Regions from separate parts of the Homo sapiens genome. Here all the other regions are linked to region 2. A link is an interaction called in ENCODE POLR2A ChIA-PET data of the cell type or tissue named here. Cell type or tissue: PC-9. All regions are shown on one strand. Links, peaks and the distances in the headings refer to the core of each region. The heading gives the core; the rest is flanking DNA. Region 1 overlaps LMTK2 (lemur tyrosine kinase 2). Region 2 has its middle 16 kb from the start of BAIAP2L1. Region 3 overlaps BAIAP2L1 (BAR/IMD domain containing adaptor protein 2 like 1).

Region 1 (7,418 bases), core at 987-5,986, 240 kb after region 2:
GGGAAATTGACTTGGATTTTCCTAATGATCACTGATGCTGGGCATCTTTTGGTGTACCTATTGCCATTTGTATATTTCCTTTGGAGAAGGAAATACACACTTTCCTTCATTTTCTAATCAAGCTGTTTGTTTTGTTGTTGAGTTGCACGAATTCTCCATATATGCTTTATATAACCCTTTTCAGATATATAATTTGCAAATACTTTCTCCATTTGGTGGTTATCTTTTCACCCTATTGATAGTGTCTTTTGATTAACAAAGTTTAAACATTTTCATGTAGTCTTCTATGTTGTTGTTGCTTGTGCCTTTGATGTCATACCCAATAAATAACTGCTGAATAAATCACTGTCATAAAGTTTTTTCCTTATTTTCTTCTAAGACTTTTATAGTTTTGCATCTTACATTTAGGTCTTTGATCCATTTTGAGTTAATTTTTGTATATGGTGTTAGTTAAGGGTTCAACTTCATTTTTTGCATGTGGATATCCCATTTTCCCAGCAGCATTTGTTGAAAACACTATCCTTTCTCCATTGAATAGTCCTGGTACTCTTGTTAAAAATCATTTGACCGGCTGGGTGCAGTGGCTCACAACTGTAATCCCAGCACTTTGGGAGGCCAAGGCAGGCAGATCACAAGGTCAAGAGATGGAGACCTTCCTGGCCAACATGGTGAAACCCAATCTCTACTAAAAATACAAAAATTAGCCGGGCATGATGGTGGGTGCCTGTAATTCCAGCTACTGGGGAGGCTGAGGCAGGAGAATCGCTTGAACCCAGGAGGCGGAGGTTGCAGTGAGCTGAGATCGTGCCACTGCACTCCAGCCTGGCAACAGAGCGAGGCTCCATCTCAAGAAAAAAGAAAAAAGAAAAAAATCATTTGACCATATATATGAAGTTTTATTTCTGGGCTCTCTCTTCTATTTCATTGGTCTATATGTCTTCCTTATGCTAGTACAACACTGTTTTGATTACTGTAGCTTTGTAGTAAGTTTTAAAATCAGAAAAGGTGAGTCTTCTAGCTTTGTTCTTCTGTTTCAAGACTGTATTGTATTGAGTATTTGAGGTCCCTTCAGAATCCATATGAATTTTAGGATATGCTTTTCTATATCTGTAATCCCAGCTACCTGGGAGGCCTAGGAGGGAGGATCCCTTGAGTCCTTGAGATGGAGGCTACAATGGGCTATGATTGCACCACTATTCCAGCCTGGATGGCAGGGTGAGAGCCCATCTCTTTGGGGAGAACTTTACCGGTCCACAAATCTAGTTGACATGTGAAAATGCATGTTCTTGTTATAGATCATAAATGACTTAGGCTCAGTACAATAGAGTTCTCCAAACACAAGTCTTGGTTTGCAAACAGAAGTTGAAGAGGAATCAAGAAACACAAGCTAAGTTCTCCCTCAACTGAGCTGCTGGAAAAACAGCATCTCCAGATTTTCTTTCAGGCTTTGAGAATTTTTCTCCCATTCCACACTTTTATCTTGATACTGATATCACTGTGGCGCAGAAGGGCTCCGCAGAAGGGCTCCCCAGCTCCTATTCCCTGAATCCTCCTCCTCCTCCCCTCCTCTTTCTCTCTCTCTCTCCCTCAGTCTGCCGGGCGCTCACGGAACCGGAACCAGCTGGGCCCGGCCCGACCTGAAAGAGTGTTTCCTTGTATTTTCAGAGTGACTAAGAAGGAACTCTAAAATGCTATTAGCAAAATTGGTGAATTTTTTTTACAGCTTGTATTACTTGAGTAATAGTCTAGTAATAGTCTGTTATAAGTAAATATTAATATAATTTATAACTTCAAGCACCCAAAAATAATCCACATTATTAAAAATGTTTATTTTTCCCCTTTCTCAAAGATATGCAAGCGTTGTAGTCAGGCCCTTTCCAAATTACTTTCATGACTTCCAAACTCTCTACTTCTCCACAAGGGAGGTAAAGAGCATATTTCAAGACACAGAACAATTATAGAATTTATTTTAAGAAACAGTTAATTTTCAAAAACACACAATTTGACAAGTAAAAACTACTTTTTCTAAAGGAACTTTCCACACAGACAACAGATTAAGTTTTTTGGCTTTTGGCTTTAACCCTTAGAGTCTTTATAATCACCAACTGGTATACGAATAAAAAAGCCATTAAATTAAAATAGAAAAGGAGGCCTAATTTATAGTTTTAAGTTGTAAACTGAAGATATCAAAGCTGAATTTCCATAGTGCAAAATGTATGTCTTTACAGAAAGGCAAAAGACCAAAAACTTAAACTATCACATTCATATTTTCAAAGATTTTAATTTCCAAAGCTCACATGTCTGAAATACAAGGATAATGGAGATGATGACAGCAACGGCTAACACCGATATAATTCGGTAACAGCTTGATACATAACATTGATTCAATAACATAATCATGGCTAATATTCAAAAAATACTTACTTCACAAGAGGCATTTTATGTTTTCTCTAAGTGTTTAATCTTCACCACAAACCTGTGAGGTGGGTACTATTATTTTCCTCATTAACAAATATGGACACTGAGGCAGAGAATTGAAGTGACTTCGCTAGGGCCACAAAGCTAGCAAGGTAGTGTTCGGTAATATGTTTGTGTTTTCACCGTCAATAACTCTCAACGATGATGCAGTGACACTTGGAGCTGCTGTTCCAAGCACGCAGCTGGTCCTCAATGTGGATTCCAGTTAGCTACCTCACATCACTTGCCACACTCTTTGTGCTTACAAGTGATTTTCTGCACTCCATCCAGAAGCCTTCAGGCCTGCTGAACTGCCTGGGAAAAACCTTGGGACACCTGTGACTCCACTGTTATGAACAACAAAGAATCTTCTAATTGTAAGAAGAATGTTGGTCCCCATTTCTTGGAATTAAGCAAGGGAGAGAGGGAGGGAGGGAGAAAGGGAGGGAGGGAGAAAGGGAGGGAGGGAGAGAGGGAAGGAGGGAGAGAGGGAGGAGGAACATGCCATATGAGGACAGAAAAGTGAAAATGCTTTAAGTAAGGCTGCTCTATCCACTGGGCCAACAGCTGCGACTGCAGAGATACAGGTTTTGCCAACAGAGGCTCCGTCACTGGGCACCACCAACGACCACCTCTAGGGTCTATAAACAGACCCTGTGAACCTTCCCGACATCTCCCTCCTGAGACCAGAACAAGGAGCTGGATGCCAGCATCCCAACAAGGGCAAGCACGCATCCTGCTAGGCCAGGGGCAGCAGCCTGAGGCTAGCTTGGGCGATGTCGAGCTCAGGCATTTCCTGGATGGCAGGATGACTGTCCCAGTCCCTCCCTCCTCTTCTCTCTCCATACTAACATTCCACGTAGGTCTTTGGATACTTGAAATGCAAAGGCTTGGTAAAAGATGAACAATTACGCCTGCAGAAGGTCCTTGGCTCTCATTATAAAACTCGAAAGCAAGCAACTGGTGTTCCCAGGGGAAAAGGCAATGCTTCTCATGACCTGAAACCCAGAGGTGGTGAGGAAGCAAACAGTGGCAGGACTGGGTCCTGCCCCACTCCTCCCCAAGTGCCCAGGCTCCACAATGCAGTGGGAGGGAGCCCTGGGCAGTCAGGAGGCCAGGAGCTCATCTCAGTTCCACTGCTGCAAGACCATGTGATGCTGGGCTGGTCACATGCATAGCAGAGGAGCCTCAGTTTCCTCACGAAACAACAGGTTGCACTTGAAATGGTTAACTCACAAGGCTGTTGCAAGGGTAACACTGAAAAATACATGAAATGTTTTGAAAACATAAAAGTGCTGTACAGATTCAAAGTAATGATACAATTTGGGCCAAAGTTGGTAAAAATAAATATTATCTGAAGCCCAATAACGTGCAAAGCTAAAGAAAAACACACAGGTGTCACTTCTTAACAACAGAGGGAACTCTTGACGTCAATGGCTGCTTTTGTCAGGAAATGCAAACACACAGCCAGTCTGCTCTCCCTTCAAGTTGAAAAACAGGTCCAGGGATGAGGCTACCAGTGGCACCAGCCCCGCCCGGCTCTCAGAAGGCTCTGGCAGCGTCGCCTGAGCTTGGCAGCACTTGCTGTGACTGAGACCACAGTAACCATGAGACTCAGGGCCGCATGAGCAGAGCGATCGACAGAAAGTGGGAGCTCGCGGTTCTGAAGGGTTCCCACCCCGATTCACAAGGAAGTACCACTGCTTGCTGCTCACTCACGCTAGGACTAGTTTGCGCGTCTTCGGGGTTCTCCAATGCAAACTCAACACGCAGGAGGCATTTTCAAAATAATCCACACCTCTATTATGTGAACTACTTATGCTTTCCCGAGTAATCTGGATTCCTGATAAGAAGAGTTCACAGACAGGAAGCAAAATACCGGAAAGTTACTGAATATTCTTCTAGCAGCTTGGCATACTTTATCTCCATCTTGACAACAGCACTCCAGGGCTTTAAAGACGATCCCCATTTTATAGAAGAGATAGAGCTCCGAAGGATGAAATAACCAGGCTTATACTGGTAAAGCTGATGAGAGGTGAATGAAAACTTCAATTCCAAAGCCTCCCTCTGCTCGTCACGTCATTCTGACTCTGGCAGCCACAAAGACTTAAGCTTCCGAAGGGACTCTGCACTTAACACTCTAAGATGGGATGGAGACGTACCAGGAGAGGATTAAAACAAGAGGATTCCGATAAAGCACACAGAGGCAACTTTATACTAGAGTTTTGACAGTGTTTGCCCTGCTTATTAGGTCAGTCTTTGCTAGCTGGGCAATGGTACATTTACTGAGTGCCTGCTGTGTGTATCTCAGGCACCTGCTAGGATTTGGGTACACAGAGTTCTTCCACAGGGTGTGAAATTCTTATTACACCCTAGGGAAAACGCCTCTGGCTGGAATAGGGTCCACCACTGATGGTGCATATGTATAGTCCCAGCTACCTGCGAGGCTGAGACAAGAGGATTGCTTGAGCCTGGGAAGTCAAGGCCAAGCAAGTGAGCCATGATCGTGCCACTGCACTCACTCAAGCCTGGGTGACAGAGCGAGACCCTGTCTCAAAAAAATAAAAAATAAATAAAAACCCTGTTCAGATTCGAATGGGAATTCTTTGAGTGAACTGGCATTTTTGTGTGGCCTCCCCACCATAAATCATGGTGCATCTTTCCATGTGTCCACATGTTATTTTACATTCTTCAATAAGATTTCATAGTTTTCTTCATACAGTCCTGTGTCTTTCTCACATAATATATACCCAGATAATTTATAATTTTGGCATTATTCAGAATAAAATGGTTTTTATCCACCTTCACTACTGGGTACATAATTACACCTGTACAGAGAAAAACTACTGACTTATGTATACTGTCTTATAAAAAGCCACAACAAATTCTTTTATGAATTCTAATTTTTTAAAAGCACAGTTTCTTGGTTTTTCTAAACATCCAACACCATGGCACCAGTAAAGAAGGGCAATGTTCTCTTCTTTTCCAATGATTGTGTGGTGTAGCTCGGTGGTTAACAGTGTGAAATCTGGAGGCAGACGGTGTAGCTTTGAATCCCAGCTCTGCTGGCTTCCAGTTGCACGACCCTGAACAAGTCAGTATACCTGTCTGTGCCTGCGTCTCCTGACCTGTAACACAGACGGGAAAACCAGCACTACCACTTAAGAGTTGGTGTAAAGTAGCTGGCATGTGGGAAGCATTCAGTAAATCATTATTATTATTGAGATGGAGTCTCGCTCTGTCATGCAGGCTGGAGTGCAGTGGTGCGATCTCAGCTCACTGCAACCTCTGCCTCCCGGGTTCAAGCGATTCTCCTGCCTCAGCCTCCCAAGTAGCTGGGATTACAGGCATGTGCCACCACGCCTGGCTAATTTTTTTGTATTTTTAGTAGAGATGGGATTTCACCATGTTGGCCAGGCTGGTCTCAAACTCCTGACCTCAAGTGATCTGCCCACCTCGGCCTCCCAAAGTGCTGAGATTACAGGTGTGAGCCACTGTGCCTGGCCTATTATTATTTTTTTCTTTTTTCCCCCTTATTTCTTGGGCCTATTATTTTTAAACTGATAATTTTATAGTTTGTGTTTGTATTAGCTAGTACCTCCAAAGAAATGTTGGAAGGTAACAGAAATAGTGGGCATCTCTGCCTGGTTTCTCATTTAATTGAAAGGACTTTATTATTTTGCCATTTAGCAATAGCATGATATTGCTATTAAGTTTTGGTAAAGTTTTGAGTCTTAGTCCATATGATATTTAAGTTGTATCTTTCCTTTCCTGTCGGAAGAAATGTTTCCCATCAGAGGAGAATATGTTTACATAGTCTATGTAAACACAGAATAGCTGCTGAATTATACTAAATGATGTTTCTGCAATCTATTGCTATAATGTATTTCTCCTCTTTTATTCTGTCAATGGAATGAATTATGTAGACATATTTTTATAATACACATCTACCCTTATAGTCCTAGAATAAGTCTTAATTGTTTTATTCACACACTGCTACATGCAGTTTGCTAGTATTTGTGTCTATGTTCATTCAGGAGAATCGTCAATAATTTCTTTATGTCATCTTTTGCTATTAAGCTTGTGTTGGATTCATGATATGAGTTATAGAAATTTCCGTCTTCTTTATGGTCCGGAATAGTTTAAATACACTGGAGCCACCTGTTCATTAAAGGTCAGACAGAGGACACCCATGAAACCCTCTGGACCTCGAGCCTTTTAAAATGAAAGCTCTTTAATCACCTTCCCAGTGTAGCTACTCGGCTGATTACAGTCTTTCCATCTCTTCTTGGGTTGTAGCTGCAGTCAAACTGGTTCCTTTCCCTTGAAGCCTTCCTCATTTCTGTGTGACATACATCATGGGAGATACAAAGGTCAGGAAGATACAATCCCTGCCTTCAGCAAGTCTTCCATGTAGAAAGGGAAATAAGGAAACTTCATGGACACCCACCATATATGAATTCCGGTTTGGTTTTCGTTTAGGTAGTGCCTTCTCTTTCTAAACCAGCCTAAGCTGAGGTGCAATAGTGATTAAACATGCACGCACGTGCACACACAAAGCTCTGGGCATGCCATCCTACTGCCTACAGAACACAGCCTGAAGGCCTTATCTTGGCACTCAGGCCCTCTGTAATTTGGTTTCAAGCTGTGTCTCTATTCTTATCTCCCACTATCTTCTCTCCTGCGTCTTCTTTTCTGGTAACACTGGACTATCTGACATTTCCCTAAACTCCCTTTCTTTCTCTTCCTCCTACCATATACATCATCTTGCTACTCCCTTCTCCAGAAATTCTGAATGTCCTCCAGCCTTCAACTGATGCCCATTCTTCAAGGATCACTAAAACGCCACCTCCTTCCAAAAACCGACCTGGACTCTTCCCAAAGTAACTCTTCCTCCTCCTGCAGAAATGACCACACACGGTATGTGCACGTGGGTACAAACTGCTCATCAAATGATCAAA
Region 2 (7,418 bases), core at 959-5,958:
GCCTGGGCAATATGATGAAACCCTGTTTCTACTAAAAATACAAAGATTAGCCGGGCGTGGTGGTGCACACCTGTAATCCCAGCTACTCAGGAGACTGAGGCAGGAGAATCGCTTTAACCTGGGAGGCAGAGGTGGCAGTGAGCCGAGATCACACCATTGCATTCCAGCCTGGGTTACAGAGTGAGACTCCATCTCAATAAATAAATAAATAAATAAAATTATATATATACACATATACACATATATACATATATACATATATATACATATATATATACACATATATACATATATACATATATATATACACATATATATAGAAAGAGAGAGAGAGAGAGAATAAAATGTACAATTCAGCCAGGTAAGGTGGCTCACGCCTGTAATCCCAGCACATTGGGAGACCAAGGCAGAAGGATTGCTTGAGTCAAGGCATTTGAGACCAGCTTGGGCAACACAGTGAGACCTCATGTCTACAAAGAATCAAAAAATTAGCCAGGCACAGTAGTGTGCACCTGTGGTCCTAGGTACTAGAGAGGCTGAGGTGAGAGGATCGCTTGAACCTAGGAGTTTAAGACCAGCCTGGGCAACATAGCAAGACCTCAGATTTGCAAAATATTTTTAAAATGAGCTGGGCACAGTGCTGCACACTTGTGGTCCCAGCTACTCTGGAGGCTGAGGCAGGAGGATCACTTGAGCCCAGGAGGTTGAGGTTGCAGTGAGCTATGATCACACCGCTGCACTCCAACCTGGGCGACAGAGTGAGACTCTGTCTCAAAAAATAAATAAACAGATAGATAAGTAAATCAGTAAAATAAAATGTACAATTCAGGGAGATCCAGTACATTCACAATGTTGTACAATCCTCACCTCTGACTAGTTCAAAACCTTTTCACCACCCTAGAAGGAAATCCCATCACCTCTCTTGTTGTATAACCAAGAGTTACATGACCCCGAAGAAAATGACAAAATCCAGGCCCCATGGGGGCCCTGGGTTTACATGGGGGAGACTGGTTTCAGTTTGCTATCCAGCGAGGGAGGCAGGCACAGGGCTAGGGGTTGAATGAGCTCTCCGGGGCTAAAAAGCCGCCCCTACCTTCCCCGGGTAGGGTATGTCTATTTTTTTTTTTTTTTTTATGAGACAGAGTTTCACTCTTGTCGCCCAGGCTGGAGTACAGTGGTGCGATCCTGGCTCACTGCAACCTCCGCCTCCTGGGTTCAAGAGATTCTCCTGCCTCAGCCTCCTGAGTAGCTGGGATTACAGGCATGTACCACCCACACCTGGCTAATTTTTATGTTTTTAGTAGAGATGGAGTTTCACCATGTTAGCCAGGCTGGTTTCGAATGCCTGACCTCAAGTGATCCACTCGCCTCGGCCTCCCAGAGTGTGGGATTACAGGTGTGAGCCACCACGCCTGGCCAGTAGGATATGTCTTTTAGCTGAGACATACAGTAATAGGAGGCAGAGTATTTATTAGAAGATCCTCTGGTTGGATTATAAAAGTTAGAGACATGGAGGAGATAAGAACACAACCTCAAAGTAAGGGCAACCTTTCCCTACAGTAGCCAAGGACACACCTTCCTCCGCTACAGAACAATCCCCAGCGATTTTCTCACCCTGAGATTCTCCGGTCCCTCCACAAACATGTCATCATAGGAAGTTAATACCTATGATCCTGGTGTCCTTCACCTTTTCCACAAAGCCCAGCCTGGGTGGTGGAGTTTATCTCCAAGACAAACAGAGCTGCCCCTGTGTCTATGACTGCTTGTATTTGCTGATGACGTCACATCCGTCCTGGGCTGCCTGATCCAAGTGACTCAAGGGTGAGTCTCTGGTCATAGTGAGTCATGCCTCAACCCACCCTGGCAGACAAGGACGTGGCTCCAGGGGAGACCTGGTCCTCAGAGAGCTAAGCTAGGGTGAAACCCTACAGAGGAGGTGTGGCTGCTGATATAAAGGCTGCTGATGAAGGGACATCTCAGATCCCCAGACCCATACCCAGTACCCTGCAGGCTCTGTCTATACCATGTGGGTAAAACTCACAGTGTCTCATTCCCATTTTGCCAATAAGCAGGGGGAAAGGCTCAATGTGGAGAAACATCTTACCAGGACACACAGCAAGAAAGTGACAGCAGGGTTTGCTTACCGTCTGGTAGCAGAGGCAGCAAAATCAGACCAACAGCAATAATTTCAAAAGACCAGTGGAGGAAGGGTGTTCCATGGGAGAGGTGGGCAAAGCCAGCTTGTAAAGCATCGATCAGAACACTGAGGTTTCGGAAGTGTGAGTCCAGATTCCAGCAGCCTGACCCGGGATTCCTCCGAAGCAACGATCTCCAAATGGTAGCCTGGGAGCTTGGGTGGCCTGTGGGGTTTCTTCCAAGCTTCCCTGGTCACCTAGCCTATCTGTGACTCAGGCATTTCTCTACCATTGTGAGGCAGAGAAATGGGCCAGCAGAAATAAATCAAAGTCAGGGGTGGTGGCATGCAGCTGTGGTTCCAGCTACTCAGGAGGATCGCTTGAGCCCAGGAGTTCAAAGCCGCTGGGAGTTATGATGGTGCCATAGTACTCCAGCCTGGGCAACAGAGTAAGACTGCATGTATCATAAAATAAAATAAAATAATTAAATAAATTAAATAGTAAGAAAATTCATTCAAGAAAGTTTACTCTGCTGGCTGGGAGCGGTGGTGCATGCCTATAATCCCAGCACTTTGGGAGGCCAAGGTGGGCGGATCACCCGAGGTCAAGAGTTCGAGACCAGACTGGCCAATATGGTGAAACCCCGTCTCTACTAAAAATACAGAAAAATTAGCTGGGTGTGGAGGCAGGCGCCTGTAATCCCAGCTACTTAGGAGGCTGAGGCAGGAGAATCGCTTGAACCCAGGAGGCGGAGGTTGCAGAGAGCCAAAATCATGCCACTGCACTCCAGCCTGTGTGACAGAGTGAGACTCTGTCTCAAAAATAAAAAAAGAAAGAAAGTTCACTCTGTTTAAAAAAAAAAAAAGGTAGCTAAACTTGAAATGCATTTGCATGGTAGTTGCACAACCTTTGAGGGGGTGTGGAAATTACACGTGACTTGACCAACCAGACTGAATGTGGGGGGTGAAAGACCAGGCCAGAAAACTTCAGCATGAGCTGCAATTTCTGTTGACAGCAGAGATCAAAGGCAGCCTTGAAGGGGAAGGAGGGGACAGCCGATGCAGGCAGTGACTTTCCCTCGACCTCCACTCAGGCAGCCCTGGCTGCTACTCCGACTCACCTGAAGTCACACCTGGTAGGTGGCAGCCACATCTTTGGGGAAATGCCCCCAAGGAAAACCGTGGCCTCTCACCACTCCCACAAGGTCATCTGGAGCACTGCTCCCTCCAACTCCTATTGACCAGGACAGAGGGAGCTGGGGACATGACCGTGATGTGACTTACTCCAAGTCACAGGGGATGTTATCACTGAGACATGAAGTGAATTCCCCAGACCTACTGTTTTCCCACCAGGATGAGGACACTGTCTTTGCATTTCTGTCCCGTTTCAAGGAGTCCTCAGGAACCGAGGCCACAGCCTCCAGCTGCTCAGAATTGGGAAGGGGGTTTCCTGTTGTAGCCAATGTCAGGCTTATCAGGGCCTGGAAACATCTCCAGGCAAAAATATGACCTCTTTGTCCTAGCTGCTGTGCCTATGAGGAGGAAGAATCCATTGATTCTAGACTCAGGAGTCTATTCAACAAGCAAACAGCAGTCAGAGCTGAGGGGAAAATGCACACGCCCACATATTTCACCTGTTAGTGTCAATATCCAAATGTTTCAAAACCAAATAAGATCTAAATGACTTTCTGGCCGGGCGCAGTGGCTCACGCCTGTAATCCCAGCACTTTGGGAGGCTGAGGCGGGCGGATCACGAGGTCAGGAGATCGAGACCATCCGGGCTAACACAGTGAAACCCCGTCTCTACTAAAAATACACACAAAAAAATTAGCTGGGTGTGGTGGCGGGCGCCTGTAGTCCCAGCTACTCCAGAGGCTGAGGCAGGAGAATGGCGTGAACCCGGGAGGCGGAGCTTGCAGTGAGCCGAGATCGTGCCACTGCACTCCAGCCTGGGCAACAGAGCGAGACTCTGTCTCAAAAAAAAAAAAAAAGATCTAAATGACTTTCTGTCATTTTGCCATGAGTAAACAGCCAAAATCTCAGCTCCTTTTGTGTTCAGAAGAAAGCCTTTGCTAGAAGAAAAAGAATCTTGGCCAGGGACAGTGGCTTACGTCTGTATTCTCAGCACTATGGGAGGCCAAGGTGGGAGGATCGCTGGAGTTCAAGACCAGCATGGCCAACATAGTGAAACCCCGTCTCTACTAAAAATACAAAAATTACCCAGGCATGGTGGCACGCGCCTGTAATCCCAGCTACTCGGGAGGCTGAGGCAAGAGAATTGCTTGAACACGGGAGGTGGAGATTGTGGTGAGCTAAGATCACATTACTGCACTCCAGCCTGGGCGACAGAGTGAGACTGTGTCTCAAAAAAATATATACATATATATTTTACATATAAAAAATATATACATATACACATATATATACACACACACACATATATATATGACCAACTCTTGATGTCAGAAAAATATATTATTATTATGCATTTATGTATTTTGAGACAAAGTCTTGCTCTGTTGCCCAGGCTGGAGTGCAGTGGTGGGATCCTGGCTTACTGCAGCCTCAACCTCCTGGGCTCAGTGAATCCTCCCACCTCAGCCTCCCAAGTAGCTGGGACTACAGGCATGTGCTACCCCATCTAGCTAATTTTTGTAGAGACAGGCTTTCACTGTGTTGCCCAGGCTGGTCTTAAACTCCTAGGCTTAAGCAATCCACCCTCCTCGGCCTCCCAAAGTGCTGGGATTACAGGCATGAGCTACCACAACAGGTTAAGAATTTTTTGAAAAAGAGAAATGATCTAAGAATTATTTGCTCCATTGCAAGCCCAAAGATAATCATCATTTTAGCTGATAATAATGCATGAATACTATTCAAGGATTTCTGAGGATATTGTCAATGTTATTTTGTGGGAAGTCTTGCAGTAACAGTGACTCAAAAGCAAAGTGATTTCTCTAGACAAGGTTCCTATTTTCCAACCTTGAAAAATGATTCTGAAATTTATTTCTTAGAAGAGTGGGTGTAAAATGATGTTCTTTGATTACGTTGAAACGAAAGTGCTTTTGGAAAGTGGCCTAAGGACATAAATTCACAGACAATAGGTTTTTCAAGAGCACCCCAATTTTAATAACATTTCCCTCCTTTGGTCTCCATAATCATACTGGAATTTGGCAGCCCGTGATCTTTCATTTTATCTCAAAATATGGTCATCCCCAAAATGAAAAAATTTAAATGTATGAAAAGTCTCAGGAGAACATTTCTCACCATTTGAATTTTTTTCACTTGAAGATTTGTTCTGTGTGTATATGTTGAATTCAACACAATGGCAAATTCTCCCAGGTTTTAAGAACAGTATAGGTCATTTGGGAATGTTTTAGATGAAAGGAACAGAAAACTCCATGCTCACAGATGCTGTGAGAGGCTCAGGATGTGTCTCTCCACTCGGCCAATCTCAACTTGATGATGCTTGGTCTTGTTTGTTGCTCAGAGCAGCTTACAAGATGTTGGTTACTTCTTGCATGATATCATCATATCTGCTTACTCGCCCTCCTCTCTCTCCCCCTCCCTCTCCTTCATTCCTTCATTCCTTCCTCTCCTTTCTTTCTTTCCTTTTTTTTTTTTTTCGAGACAGAGACAGAGTCTCACTCTGTTGCCAGGCTGGAGTGCAATGGCGTGATTTCGGCTCATTGCAACCTCTGCCTCCCAGGTTCAAACGATTCTCCTGCCTCAGCCTCCCAAGTAGCTGGGATTACAGGCACACACCACCACACCCAGCTAATTTTTGTATTTTTAGTAGAGACGGGGTTGGCCAGGATGGTCTTGATCTCTTGACCTCGTGATCCGCCCACCTCGGCCTCCCAAAGTGCTGAGATTACAGGCCTGAGCCACTGTGCCCAGGCTTTCTTTCTTTTTCTTTCCTTTCATTCCCTCTCCTTCCTTCCTTTTTTCTCTCTCCCTTCCTCCCTCCCTCCCTTCCTTCATTCCTTCCTCGCTTTTCTTCCTTTTCTTTCTTTCCTTTCTTTCTCTCTTTCTTCCTTGCTTCTTCTTTCCCTTCCTTCCTCCCTTTCCTTTCCTTTCCCTTCCCTTCCCTTCTCTTTTCTTCCTTCCTTCCTTCCTCTCTCTCTCTTTCTCTCTTTCTTTCTTTCTGACATAGTCTCGTTCTGTTGCCCAGGATGCAGTACAGCAGCACAATCACAGCTCACTGCAGCCTCGAACTCCTGAACTCAAGCAATCTTCCTGCCTCATCTTTCCAAGTAGCTGTGACTACAGGTGCTTGCCACCACACCTGCCTATTTTTTTTTCTTTGTAGAGATGGGGTCTTGCTATGTTGCCCAGGCTGGTCTCAGACTCCTGGGCTCAAGCGATCCTCCTGCCTCAGCCTCCCAAAGCATAGGGATTGCAGGCGTGAACCCCTGCACCCAGCCCACATGTGCTTTCTAGGAAGTTATGAGGAGGGCAAAAAAAAACAAAGACTTCCTGAAAAAAAAAAAGAGAGAAAGAAAGAGAGAGAGGAAGGAAGGAAGGAAGGAAGGAAGGAAGGAAGGAAGGAAGGAAAAGCCTTCCAGAACCTCCACTATTTCACTTTTCAGCCTTCTCAGTAGACCTTTGTCTCCTTGTCTCCTTCGTTTCCTTTGTCTCTGGCCAGAATGTGTCTGTTTTGCTGCTCCTGCCTGCAAGGAAACCAGAAAACCAGGGTTCTATCTCTCTGCCCCCTGTTGTAGAAAAAAGGGGCAGAGGCCGGGCACAGTGGCTCATGCCTGTAATCCCAGCGCTTTGGGAGGCTGAGGCAGGTGGATCACCTGAGGTCAGGAGTTCAAGACCAGCCTGGCCAACATGGTGAAACCCTGTCTCTACTAAATTAACAAAAATTAGCTGGACCTGTTGGTGGCGCCTGTAGTCCCAGCTACATGGGAGGCTGAGGCAGAAGAACCACTTGAATCCAGGAAGCAGAGGTTGCAGTGAGCCAAGATCGCACCATTGCACTCCAGCCTTGCGACAGAGCAAGACTCCAACTCAAAAAAAAAAAAGTAAAAAGTGTCTGCCCCTATCTGCCTGCATATTGCCTTACCAACGCTAGAGCAAATATAGATTTTAAAATCTCTAAATACAATAACTAATGCATATAATGCATCCTTTTAGTTGGTGAGGGCGTCTTAGTGATGAGTATTAAAATAGAAAAGCTCTTTCCACCATGAATTTGCGACTCCTTTTTCTGGGCCCACAGTACTTCCTGACATTATGGCCAAATTCATGCTAAAACTTTTATAGTGATCAGATACTGACG
Region 3 (5,000 bases), core at 1-5,000, 82 kb after region 2:
GCAACCTCCACCTCCTGGGTTCAAGCAATTCTCCCACCTTAGCCTCCTGAGTAGCTGGGATTACAGGTGCACGTCACCAAGCCCAGCTAATTTTTGTATCTTTTTATTAGAGATGGGGTTTCACCATGTTGGCCAGGCTGGTCTCGAACTCCTGACCTTGTGATCCACCCTTCTCAGCCTCCCAAAGTGCTGGGATTACAGGCGTGAGCCACCGCGCCCGGCCACATACCCAACTATGAAACCTGTAGGAGTAGCAGTTATTTGACCAGTGTTTTCTGGCACTCTGGAATATTCAGGCAGTCTGGCAGCAATGCCATTAACATCTGATTGCTGCCTTATTCTCCTCAACTGTTCACACAAGAAGGTATCTGAGGCCAAGGTGGGTGGATCACTTGAGATCAGGAGTTCAAGACCATTGTGGACAAATGGCAAAGCCCCGTCTCTACTAAAAATACAAAAATTAGCTGAGCGTGATGGCACACGCCTGTAATCTCAGCTACTCGGGAGACTGAGGCAGGAGAATTGCTTGAACCCAGGAGGCGGAGGTTTCAGTGAGCCAAGATTGCACCATTCCACTCCAGCCTGGGCAACAGAGTGAGACTCTTTCAAAAAAAAAAAAAAAATGGTATCTGAAAACCAGAATTGGGTCCTGGTTGGTCAGAGATCTTTCAGACAATGTGCCACACACTTTCCAGCACTTCCCACGTGCGCTGCCTCGTAACCTCGCCGTGACCCCGTGAAGAGTTTTAGTTGGCCCTGACTCAGTGCGCTTTGCACAGTAAATGAATTTTATTAGCATTAATGGAAATACGAAATTCAGGAGTCTCATTTAGTTTTCACAGCAGTCCTCTCAGGTAAGAGAGATTATTCCCATTTTATGGACAAGAAAATGGAAGCTTAGGTTGAGTGACTTGTCTAATTTCATCCAGCTAAGGAGTACACACAACAGGTAAGGAGCAAAGCTGGGGTTTAAATTCAAAGTCCTTGATTCCATGGATAGTGAAATATTCACCACAAAACTCACGGCACTCAACCTTAGGCCTTTCCAGTCTCTCCACCCCTTCTAAAACCTTGTAGGGCACTTCATTTTCAATTTGTAGTTTTGTATTCTCTTTCTTAAGGGCGACCCTTAAATGTTGGATGCCTATGCAGGGAGCAAATCATGAAAGCAGTCTTCAAAAACTGGAAGACTGGGCATGTAAGAGAATGATATATTTATGCATTTATTTTATTTTATTTTTTTGAGACAAAGTCTCGCTGTGTTGCCCAGGCTGGAGTGCAGTGGTGCAATCTCTGCTCACTGCAAGCTCTGCCTTCTGGGTTCAGGCGATTCTCCTGCCTCAGCCTCCCAAGTAGCTGGAACTACAGCCATCCGCCACCACACCCAGCTAATTTTTGTATTTTTAGTAGAGACAGCGTTTTTCACCATGTTGGCCAGGCTGGTCTCGAACTCCTGACCTCAAGTGATTCGCCTGTCTCGGCCTCCCAAAGTGCTGGGATTACAGGCGTGAGTCACCACGCCTGGCCTATTTATGCATTTATTTATTTTACTTTCAACTTATATTTTGACTCGGGGGGTGCATGTGTGGGTTTGTTACCTGGGTATATCATGTGATGCCAAGGTTTGGAGTATGACTGATCCTGTCACCCAGGTGGTGAGCATAGCACACAATAGTTACTTTTTTAACCCTTATTCCCCTCTCTCCCACCCCCCCTCATAGTCCCCAGTGTCTGTTGTTCCCATCTTTATGTCCACGAGTACCCAATGTGGAGGTCCCACTTATAAGTGAGATATGCGGTATTTGGATTTCTGTTCCTGCGTTAATTCACTTAGGATACTGGCCTCCAGCTGCATCCATGCTACTGCAAAGGACATGATTTCCCTTTTTAAGGAGGATTTAGACCCCCTGTCTATCATTCCTTCAGTCTGGTTGAAGGAGGATCCAGGAAGCCAGAATTTGGTTCAGTATAAAAAATGGCCTTGGGACAAGCCCTTCTGTAAAACCTGGACAGGAACTGTGAACGGCTGTGCCGCTGCAGTGTCTCAAGAATGGGACTGAAGCTGAGGGAAGGTGTCCCGGTGGTCCTTCAGGGGCATCTGCCGGAGAGGAGTCCCAGCGGGGGAGCTGGCAGCAGTTACCACCCCTGTGCCACTGCTGCCTGCCTCAGTTATAAATTTCTGGTGAGGCAAGGATGTGAGAATCGGATATAGTTAAGGATGAGCTTAGAAATGTTTGTTGATTGACTGAATGAGTGTATCAGATAAGAGTATTGGGCTCTAATCCAATGAATCAGATTTATCTGGGCTTTCTTGAAATCAAGGTCCTTATTTACAGCATTAATAAGACTTGGTCCCCACCTTCAAGATACCTGCAACGCAGTAAAGGAGATGATGAAATATATACACACACACGTGTGCATTTATACTCATAGTTTTAATACAGGATGGAATGCTAGAGTAAAATGGTACAAAGCCTATAGGATTTCATAGGAAGAGATGATCCCACCTATGTGGGGGTGGAGGGAAACTGAGTGTCAGGGTATGATATGTAATATCCCCATGGTCAGCGTTGGAAGTGGAAAGGGTGATCTTTTCTGGAGAAGGGAACAGAGAGAAGGGATGGGATATTTCCATTGACCTGGGATTTAGGGCTCATGGAGAGGATCATGGGAGATAAATTTTTTTTTTTTTTTTTTTTTTTTTTTGAGATGGAGTCTTGCTCTGTCACCCAGGCTGGAGTGCAGTGGCGTCATCTCGGCTCACTGCCAGCTCCGCCTCCCGGGTTCACACCATTCTCCTGCCTCAGACTTCTGAGTGGCTGAGACTACAGGCACCCGCCACCACGCCCGGCTACTTTTTTGTATTTTTAGTAGAGAAACACGGGATTTCACCATGTTAGCCAGGATGGTCTCGATCTCCTGATCTCGTGATCCACCTGCCTCGGCCTCCCAAAGTGCTGGGATTACAGGCGTGAGCCACCACGCCCAGCCAGGGATAAATTTTTAAAAACTTGGCCAGGCAAGGTGGCTCACGCCTGTAATCCCAGCACTTTGGGAGGCCGAGGCGGGCGGATCACCTGAGGTCAGGAGTTCGAGACCAGCCTGACCAATATGGTGAAACCACATCTCTACTAAAAATACAAAAAGTAGCTGGGCGTGGTGGGGGGCACCTATAGTCAGTCCCAGCTACTCGGAAGGCTGAGACAGAATTGCTCGAACCTAGGAGGCAGAGGTTGCAGTGAGCCGAGGTCGTGCCACTGCACTCCAGCCTGGGTGACGGAGCAAGACTCTGTCTCAAAAAAACAAAAACCCCTTAATGAGCCTCGTTATTTTGTGTGCCAGGCTGCAGATTCTGGGTTTGTATGTTCTTGTTTCAAATTGAAATAAGAATTGGTATTATTAGGACTAAAAGGTTTTGAGTTATTAAAAAAAAACTGACTAATATTTTAGAAGTATGAGTTCAAAGGTAAAATAAAAATTACTAGGTGACTGAAGAGGCATATTAAATGGTGAGCTCTTTACAATGAAGCTGGACTTTTAGACTCCAGAGTAAGCCTGTTCCTATAACTCTTGGGTGCACTGATGCTGATCTGTGTGACTCAGGCATTTAAACTCGAAGGCAGGGCTGTTAGTAGCTTCCATTTTTATAACTATAGAAATTTGTTACCTACTAAGATCTCTCTTTTTCTTCTTATTTGATTAAACATTTTAATCTTAGGCCATGTTTATTCTTCTGCCTAATTTCTCATTTCATATTAACATTTTAAAATAGCTTATGAGTCCCCCGGGAAGTTTAGAAATGTACTTTCATTTTAAAATGGGAATTAAAATATACTTTATGTGTTTTTTAAATGTATACCTTTACTGAGAAATGAACCTAATAAACATCAAACTCAATTTCTAACTTTATTATTTTTAAATGCCTCTTTTTACATAATTAAACCCTGTGCCTATAGACTTTGTGCACCGCTTTTTAAAATGTAACATTCCACACATGAGCCTTGGCACCATCGTGGAGCCGTGAGCCAGGGAGGAAGATGAAGACTGGAGTACTGGGATTGGGTACAGGGTTTGTTTCTTCTTGGTTCGTGGGGAAAATTGTCCCTTAGTTTGGGGAGGGTGGGCGGGGTAGTTATCCCTTGGTATTCTGAAAATGACATAAAACCAAATGTCTAATAATCAAGAAATTGCAGTAGTTTTTCTTTGATATTTAAATACCAGTGTGCTCATTTATTTTATATTTATTTATTTATTTATTTTGAGACAGAGTCTTCCTCTGTTGCCCAGGCTGGAGTGCAGTGCCATGACCTCAGCTCACTGTAACCTCCACCTCCCAGGTTGAAGTGATTCTCCTGCCTCGACATCCTGAGTAACTGGGATTACAGGCGCCCACCACCACGCCCAGCTAATTTTTTGTATTTTTAGTAGAGGTGAGGTTTCACCAAGTTGGCCAGGCTGGTCTTGAACTCCTGACCTCAGGTGATCCGCCTGCCTCGGCCTCCCAAAGTGCTGGGATTATAGGTGTGAGCCACCGCACCTGGCCCAGTGTGCTCATTTAAATGAACATCTCCTGTCTCGTAGGCATTGTTCTAGTTGCTGGGGATAAATCAATGAAACAGAAGTCCCTGCCATCAGGGAACTAACATTCTAGTGGGGTGGACAGATAAACAAGTCTAATATCCAGGTAGTAATAAGGCAAGGGGCCACTGAGTGATAGAAGGGGTGGGATGCAGCTGTTTTAGGTAGGGTGGTCAGGGACGTGCACTGCGGGGAACTCATCAGGCAGGTGTCTGGGGAGAACATTCTAGTGGGAGCTGGCAAGTGCAAAGGCCCTGAGGCTTTAGTGGGCTTGGGTCACACATGTAAGCCAGTGTGGCTGAGGGGCAGGCGAGGATGAGGTCTGCAGACAGAAGGCATGAGGCTGGGTCGCGTAGGGCTTTGAGAGTCCTGGCAAGGGCTCTACCTCTTAACCCCGGGTGCAGATGGGGCTTCTGGAGGTT

The links. ChIA-PET counts read pairs that join two places held together with the same protein. Peaks named below come from ENCODE experiments on the same cell type or tissue, not always from the same donor. Only the 100,000 strongest peaks of a DNase experiment are listed, where the experiment ranks them.
Region 1: POLR2A ChIA-PET joins it to region 2 with 6 read pairs; 1 of 35 experiments calls an interaction of 5 or more read pairs at or near these places.
Region 3: POLR2A ChIA-PET joins it to region 2 with 5 read pairs; 14 of 35 experiments call an interaction of 5 or more read pairs at or near these places.

Annotation. Positions count from the first base shown.
Region 1 is chr7:98,175,108-98,182,525 of GRCh38, reverse strand. All of the region lies in intron 7 of LMTK2 (lemur tyrosine kinase 2), which reads right to left. Among named protein-coding and RNA genes, the nearest start is that of BHLHA15, 33 kb to the left of the region's middle. In PC-9, for the core only: no CTCF peak of the experiment used is centred there; a DNase peak (open chromatin) is centred at 3,955.
Region 2 is chr7:98,413,463-98,420,880 of GRCh38, reverse strand. No RefSeq gene overlaps it. Among named protein-coding and RNA genes, the nearest start is that of BAIAP2L1, 16 kb to the right of the region's middle. RefSeq lists a silencer at 1,799-1,959 and an enhancer at 1,329-2,528. In PC-9, for the core only: no CTCF peak of the experiment used is centred there; DNase peaks (open chromatin) are centred at 1,780, 3,110 and 3,740; H3K4me3 peaks cover 1,757 bases; H3K27ac peaks cover 3,886 bases.
Region 3 is chr7:98,332,859-98,337,858 of GRCh38, reverse strand. All of the region lies in intron 3 of BAIAP2L1 (BAR/IMD domain containing adaptor protein 2 like 1), which reads left to right. Among named protein-coding and RNA genes, the nearest start is that of BRI3, 54 kb to the right of the region's middle. RefSeq lists a silencer at 3,515-3,715. In PC-9, for the core only: no CTCF peak of the experiment used is centred there; no DNase peak of the experiment used is centred there; H3K27ac peaks cover 455 bases.